2 separate regions of the Mus musculus genome follow, and region 1 is linked to region 2. A link is a contact called in ENCODE POLR2A ChIA-PET data. All regions are on one chromosome and are shown on one strand. Each heading gives the region's core, a stretch centred on a gene start or an enhancer-like site at or near the end of the contact. The rest is flanking DNA. Distances are from core to core; before and after follow the strand shown.

Region 1 (2,888 bases), core at 380-2,879, 41 kb before region 2:
AAAAATCACATTAAAAGGGATGCTTACAACAGGATTTATCACTATATAAAGGCACTTCAGCTGCAATTAACAGCACTTTAACAATGCTTTGCTCCTGCCCCAGAGAGAGATGGTGTCTTCTAATCTGTCAGTGCCTTTAACCTGTTGCAGTCCCTGATAGGAATACTACTATTTTACAATTAAAATTAATCCTGTGAAACTGACAATATTCAGCTGTTTGATCCCACCAGTGGCCATTCTGACATTACCACCTTCTCATTTTCTTTCTTCCTGAGACAGTTTCTGTGTATAGTTCTGGCTGTCCTAGAACTCGCTCTGTAGATCAGGCTGGCCTTAAACTCACAGAGACCCACCTGCCTTTGCCTCCAGAGTGCTGGGATTAAAAGTGTGTGCCACCACTGTCCAGCTCTGGCTTCTTTTTTATAACCCCAGTGGCCGTCTCCTATTGGATGACTCCTCAGTTAGGGCGTGGCCTGGAGAGGATCTACTCCGTCTAAGCAATATTTGGCTAGCTCAGTTTCAAGATTTCTATACTCCTTCTGTTGTTTCTTTTGCAATCAATGCAATTACTAACAACAGAACCACTCTGTGGAGAGGGTTCAGTGGGTAACGTGCTTTCTGCACAAGCCGAGGACCTGAGTTCAAACCCCAGGACCTACTAAAAGCCATATGGCACATCTATAAGCTGGTGGGACAGAGATAGGTAGTTCCCTGGGACTCCTTGCTGTAACAGTGAACTCCGGGTTCAGCAAGAACCTTATTTCAAAAATGTAAGGCAGAGAGCAACGGAGGAAGACACCTGACATATACAAATGCATGGGCAAGTGAGTCCCTGATACATGTGCACGCACATGCATACAGCACACAAGTAAATATGAATAATTATATTAATTACTCTCTCTCTTTTCCTCCTCCTCCTCCTCCTTCTTTTTTTGTTTTTTTTTTTTTTTTTGAGACAGGGTTTCTCTGTGTAGCCCTGGCTGTCCTGGAACTCACTCTGTAGACCAGGCTGGCCTCAAACTCAGAAATCTGCCTGCCTCAGCCAGCCTCCCAAGTGCTGGGATTAAAGGCGTGTGCCACCACTGCCCAGCCCCCAAACCAGGTCTCAATATAAATTTAGAGACTAAGCTTGGGATGGGGGGCGTTTCTATGTGAGATTTATTAGGGAAAGGGTTAGAAAGATAAATTTCAGTCTATACCATGGAGAGAAAGATAGCTTTGTAAGGGTGGAACTTGGGAGTGAATCTGTTTTCTGGATGACCTTGAACGAGCCTTTGTTCAAAGTCAGTTTTCTATTTTGAAAAACGCAGCTGGCTGCTGAGGCAAGACAGCATCCAGCAGGGCGCCTGGCCCAGAAAAAGGAGCGGTAAGTGGTGGGTGAATCCTGTCTAATCAGGATGCCAATTCTACACCGACATCTGCAAGCTCTGTAGAGGGTGCACCGCACACGGCCACCCGAGGTGACAGAAGTAGCAATGACAGTTGTTGGAAAAGAGCCGCAAACTAAAACAAAATCCTGAGGTTCTGCAGCTCTGAGGTCTGAGACCTCCATCCTCAACCCAGGCCGGAGCGCCGGGTGCAGGAAGATAGGTGCGTCAAGAGTAGCGCGCCAGCTCGCGGGAAGTGGCGCGTTGTCCTGGCAACCCTGGACCGAGCCTTGCAGGCGGTGGTAGACGCCCTTGCTTTCGCTTTGCATCCTGGTATTTGGCAGTTCCGCTGCCAGTTGGTGCGTTGATCTGGGCCACATCCTCCATGGAGTCTTCCAAGGGTAGATGAAGGGCTTCCCCCAGGGAAGTAGGGTGGGACTCAGAGGTGGAAAGGAGACCCAAGGACGGGGCGGGGCGAGTACTTTCGGGAGCCCTGAGTCAGGAGGAGGAGGAGTGGGCAGGACATTCAAACCCGTGAACACCGCTAGGAGGTCCAGTGAGATTTAGGTTTTTCCCTTGCGCTGCCTCTTGAATTTCAATGACTTATGGGGTCTGTTGGTTTTGAATGATAGCCTTTCTAACAAGCACCTTTTGGGTCCGATTGCTTTTCACTGTGTGAACTGGTGAGCCCATGAATACTGGATATGGCAATCCCGTCCGCCAACTTCCCTCTGTCTCAAGAGCGGCCTGTACTAGAGAGCGGCAGAAGGTTCCAGAGAAAAGCGACTTGGGCATGACTAAGGTGGAAAAGAAATACAATTGAGTTCTGGGAAATCAAAAGGTTGGATGGGTGTATAAGCTTATGGAGAGAAAAGGTTTATTGGACTCATAGCTTTATAGGTTTTTTTTTTTTTTTTTTTTTTAAAGACTAAGCACTGCTACCTCATATGTAGCCCAGAGTAGCCCGGAATTCTCCATCTTTTGCTTCACAGGCCCCCGACATTCCAGGTGTGGCTCATGGTCAAGGTCCTGTTGCTTTGGCCCTCTGGTGGCATATCATAGTGGCAATCATCAAAGCGTCTCCCTCTTAGTCAAGAAATAATGACGAGTAAAAGGGATGGCTGTGGTCCCACTCTTTCACTCAGAGGCACCCCAACGACCCAAGACTTCTTATTTTTTTAAAGTTGTCTTTATTTTATTTATGTATGTTTTGCCTGCCTGTTTGTATGTATGTATACTGAGTTTGCGTCTGGTGCCTGCAGAAGGTAGAAGAGGGCGTTGGATACCCGGGAACTGGAGTTATGGATGGCTGTGAACCACCACGTGGTGCTGGGGATAGAAGTCCCGCCCCCCCCTGCAAGAGCATCAAGGGTTCTAACTCTCTCCACCTCCATGCCCTCTGACTTTTAAAACAGTCCCATCATCCCAACAGTATGACAGACTGGGAGCTAAATCTTTAAAACATGGGTTTTTGGAGAGCATTGCAGATCCAAGCTAAGGCAGATAGTTAGGGGCTACACA
Region 2 (2,940 bases), core at 161-2,660:
CCTTTGGAATAGCCTATGTGAAAGAGGACTGGTTCAACTGTGGATTTATTAGGCCTCTCGATTACAAATAATGGAAAGCTAACTTCAATGACTAAATCCAAAAGGGGGATATGGAAGTAGTTACGACTTGGGAATGTTCTAGATCCAGGGACCATGTAGTTCAAAATACAATTGTTAGGTGCCACACAATTGGTAGGTTAGAGGCTTATCAGCTAGCAGAAACACTGACCTCTTTTGGATCCTAGCGTTAAGATCCCCAGAGAGGAGTGTTCAGATTTGCTTTGATCTGGTCAACCAAATGGTGTGTGACCTGGGTGTGTGGGATAAAAACCATACAACTAAGTGATGTTGGCAGGAGGTAATGGTTACACATCTTTACAAGAGAGCATTGCAAAGAGTACCAGAGGCAGAAAATGGCTTGTTAACCTGTCATCCTGTCAGATGACAGGAGTGAAATGAGATTGTAGGTCACTAAACCCAAGTGTTCTTCATAACACTACACTACCTCCCTCTCAACTGAAAGCAGTGATATTTTGATACAATTTCCTATTTCAAGGAAAAAAATCGTAACAAAAATCGAATCGGAAAATCCGTCATGTCTTCTAGAAGGGGCAAACGGAAGCATGAACAGTGACAACAAACCAGAGCCGCTATGCACGGAATAAAATCTTTCCCTAGGGACCTGGGGTGACACCAAGTAATTAATTGCTCTGGAATAGTGGAGAAATCTGCGTGGGAAAAGAGAGAGGAGATGGCAGAGAGTCTGACAATTTCCACTTCACCGAGACTTTGTGGACTCGCAGCCGCCCTCTGATTTGATGAACAAGTTGTTTGTTCCACTCTTCAGAGGACGACCCCGGATTCCAGGGGCGAGACTCCCGCAACTCACCGAGTTTGTTCCACAGACACCCAACAGCGAGGGATGAGGGAAAGCGGCTGACGTGACGCTTCCCAAGGGTCCCTAGGGCGTCGCCTCGAACCCCTTGTGGCTCTTCCAGGAAGGAGAGCGAACACTTTGGGGCGAGCAGTCGCTCAGTCCCTCAGGTTAGAGTTAGGATCTTGAGTCCGTCCGGCATCCTCGGCGCTTGGCGCTGCGAGTTGGAGCTCCTAGAAAGAGAACGGACTCGTTTGCATCTCCCCGAGGACTCAGCGAAGTCCTCGTCGGTCGCCGGGATGCCCAGCGCAGCGCTCCGTTAAACAAACAGACAAACAAACAAGCAAACAAACAAACAAACAGCGCTCCCTGGGGACCAAGCGTGCTGAGGAACGCCACACCCCTCACATTTATTCCCCACCCCCGGCACTGCCCTCCGCGTGACGTCAGGACCAATCCCTTCACTGCGTTCCCGGTCAAGTTCCAACTCTGGCATCTCGCGAGAGTTTTGTTTTCCTTCACCCTAGTCTCGGACCTGCGCGCGACACGTCGGGCGCCTTGGCACCTGCGGTTTGATTAGTCTCCATCAGTCTTAAGGTTGCAGCCTGGCCGCCCGCGTCTTTTGCCTTCGGCCGCTAAGATCTCGCGAGATTTCCCGGGGCTGCCCACGCCGCGCCTGCGCAGAGCTCTTCAAAGCAGAAGGTCGCTCTTGGGAGGAAGTGGCCTTTTGCGTCCCGTGCCCGGAGCGCCGTTACTACTTTCTCGAAGCTCTCCTCGGCTCCCTTGCCGGGACACTCTGCCGCTAAGATGCCCCGGATTATGATCAAAGGGGGAGTGTGGAGGAACACGGAGGTGAGGCAGCTTTTCCCGCCGTCCGCAGCCCTCCGCCGGCTCTGGTAGCGTGTGCGCACGCGCGGGGAAGCTCCGGGAGCCGTGGCTGTCCCGCGGGGGTCTGCGGTGCGGGGCGGCGACTGCGCGGACCCCGGGGACCCTCGCGGTGCATGGGTGCGGGCTCGGGTCACCTGGCTCACCCCGGGGGCGAGGTCGCGACTTGTCGCCCGGCGCTCCTCGCTTGGCATTTGCTAGGCCCTTGATCACTTATTTGATCAGTTAGGGACGCGCCCCCTCGGTGTCTTCTGCAGCCCGGTGGCCGCCGACCGGACCTCCCCCGGAGCCTGGTGTTTCTCCAGCTCCTTTCGATCTCAGCTCGTGCACAGCGCTTCGCTCTGTTAGAAGCCGTTGTGGCTGCAACTTTGTTTTTTCCGTGACTTCTTTACAGCCGGACAGGCTGCCCGTTTACGTCTGCACCTCTCTGCTTATCTTAGGACCTGGGTCCTTTCTCTTACCTTTCCAGTCACGCCACCCTTGCCGGGATAGAAGCCAGTTAGGACAAACTTACCTACGGTGGTGTTTGCGTCCAGAAATGTTGTAGATTATGTCACGGTGAGCGGAACAGCAGAAGGAAGGAAGTAAAATAGAAATTAAGTTAACGTGCATTTAATCGAGTGCGCCGAATGTATGAGCACCTTTCCGTCTGTCTTGTGCGTTCTTGAGATAGCTCCTTATTGCTTTGGCATCTTTCTGAACATGCTCCAAACTTAGCTGAGAACACTTCTTAGAGTCCTCCTGGCCCATTCGTTGGTCGTCCCGTTGAGAGTTAGTTGTTTAGTGGTTTGGTGGCACCTATTTTTCATTTACTACAGCTTTGTTTTCACAAGCACTTTTGTGTGGCTCCGGCTGAGTTACTTCTGAGAGCCTCAGATTACTCATTTTTATAAGACAAATAAATAATTGTATTTAAGCTCTTGAAACGAGTTGCCAGTTTGGAACATTGTGAACGCAGCTGGGTACATTAGTAGGCTTTCAGTAAAAAAAATGAGTTGCTGTTGTCTTCATCAGACAGCAGTATAGTAGGACCAGGCTTTGGCATTCTAGTATGAAGCAGGTTTCTTGGTGATGTTTGGGAATGAATCTTGTAGGATAGGTACCTGTTGTATGTATTTGGTTGAAGATGCGTTGAAGTTTTGAAAAACTTTACCAAAGTTACAAATGGAGGCACTGAAAAG

Evidence for each region. ChIA-PET counts read pairs that join two places held with the same protein, here RNA polymerase II (POLR2A).
Region 1: POLR2A ChIA-PET joins it to region 2 with 19 read pairs in embryonic stem cell. The contact joins the promoter of Spats1 here to the promoter of Cdc5l in region 2. POLR2A ChIA-PET finds 5 or more read pairs at or near these places in 5 of 5 experiments (Patski and embryonic stem cell).

Annotation. Positions count from the first base shown.
Region 1 is chr17:45,473,679-45,476,566 of GRCm38, reverse strand. It overlaps Spats1 (spermatogenesis associated, serine-rich 1), which reads left to right and starts at 1,629. Exons shown (of 8, transcript NM_027649.3): 1 at 1,629-1,768. The coding sequence starts at 1,753.
Region 2 is chr17:45,432,177-45,435,116 of GRCm38, reverse strand. Cdc5l (cell division cycle 5-like (S. pombe)) reads left to right here and starts at 1,410. Exons shown (of 16, transcript NM_152810.2): 1 at 1,410-1,726. The coding sequence starts at 1,682. It overlaps B230354K17Rik (RIKEN cDNA B230354K17 gene), which reads right to left and starts at 1,286. Exons shown (of 3, transcript NR_130961.1): 1 at 890-1,286.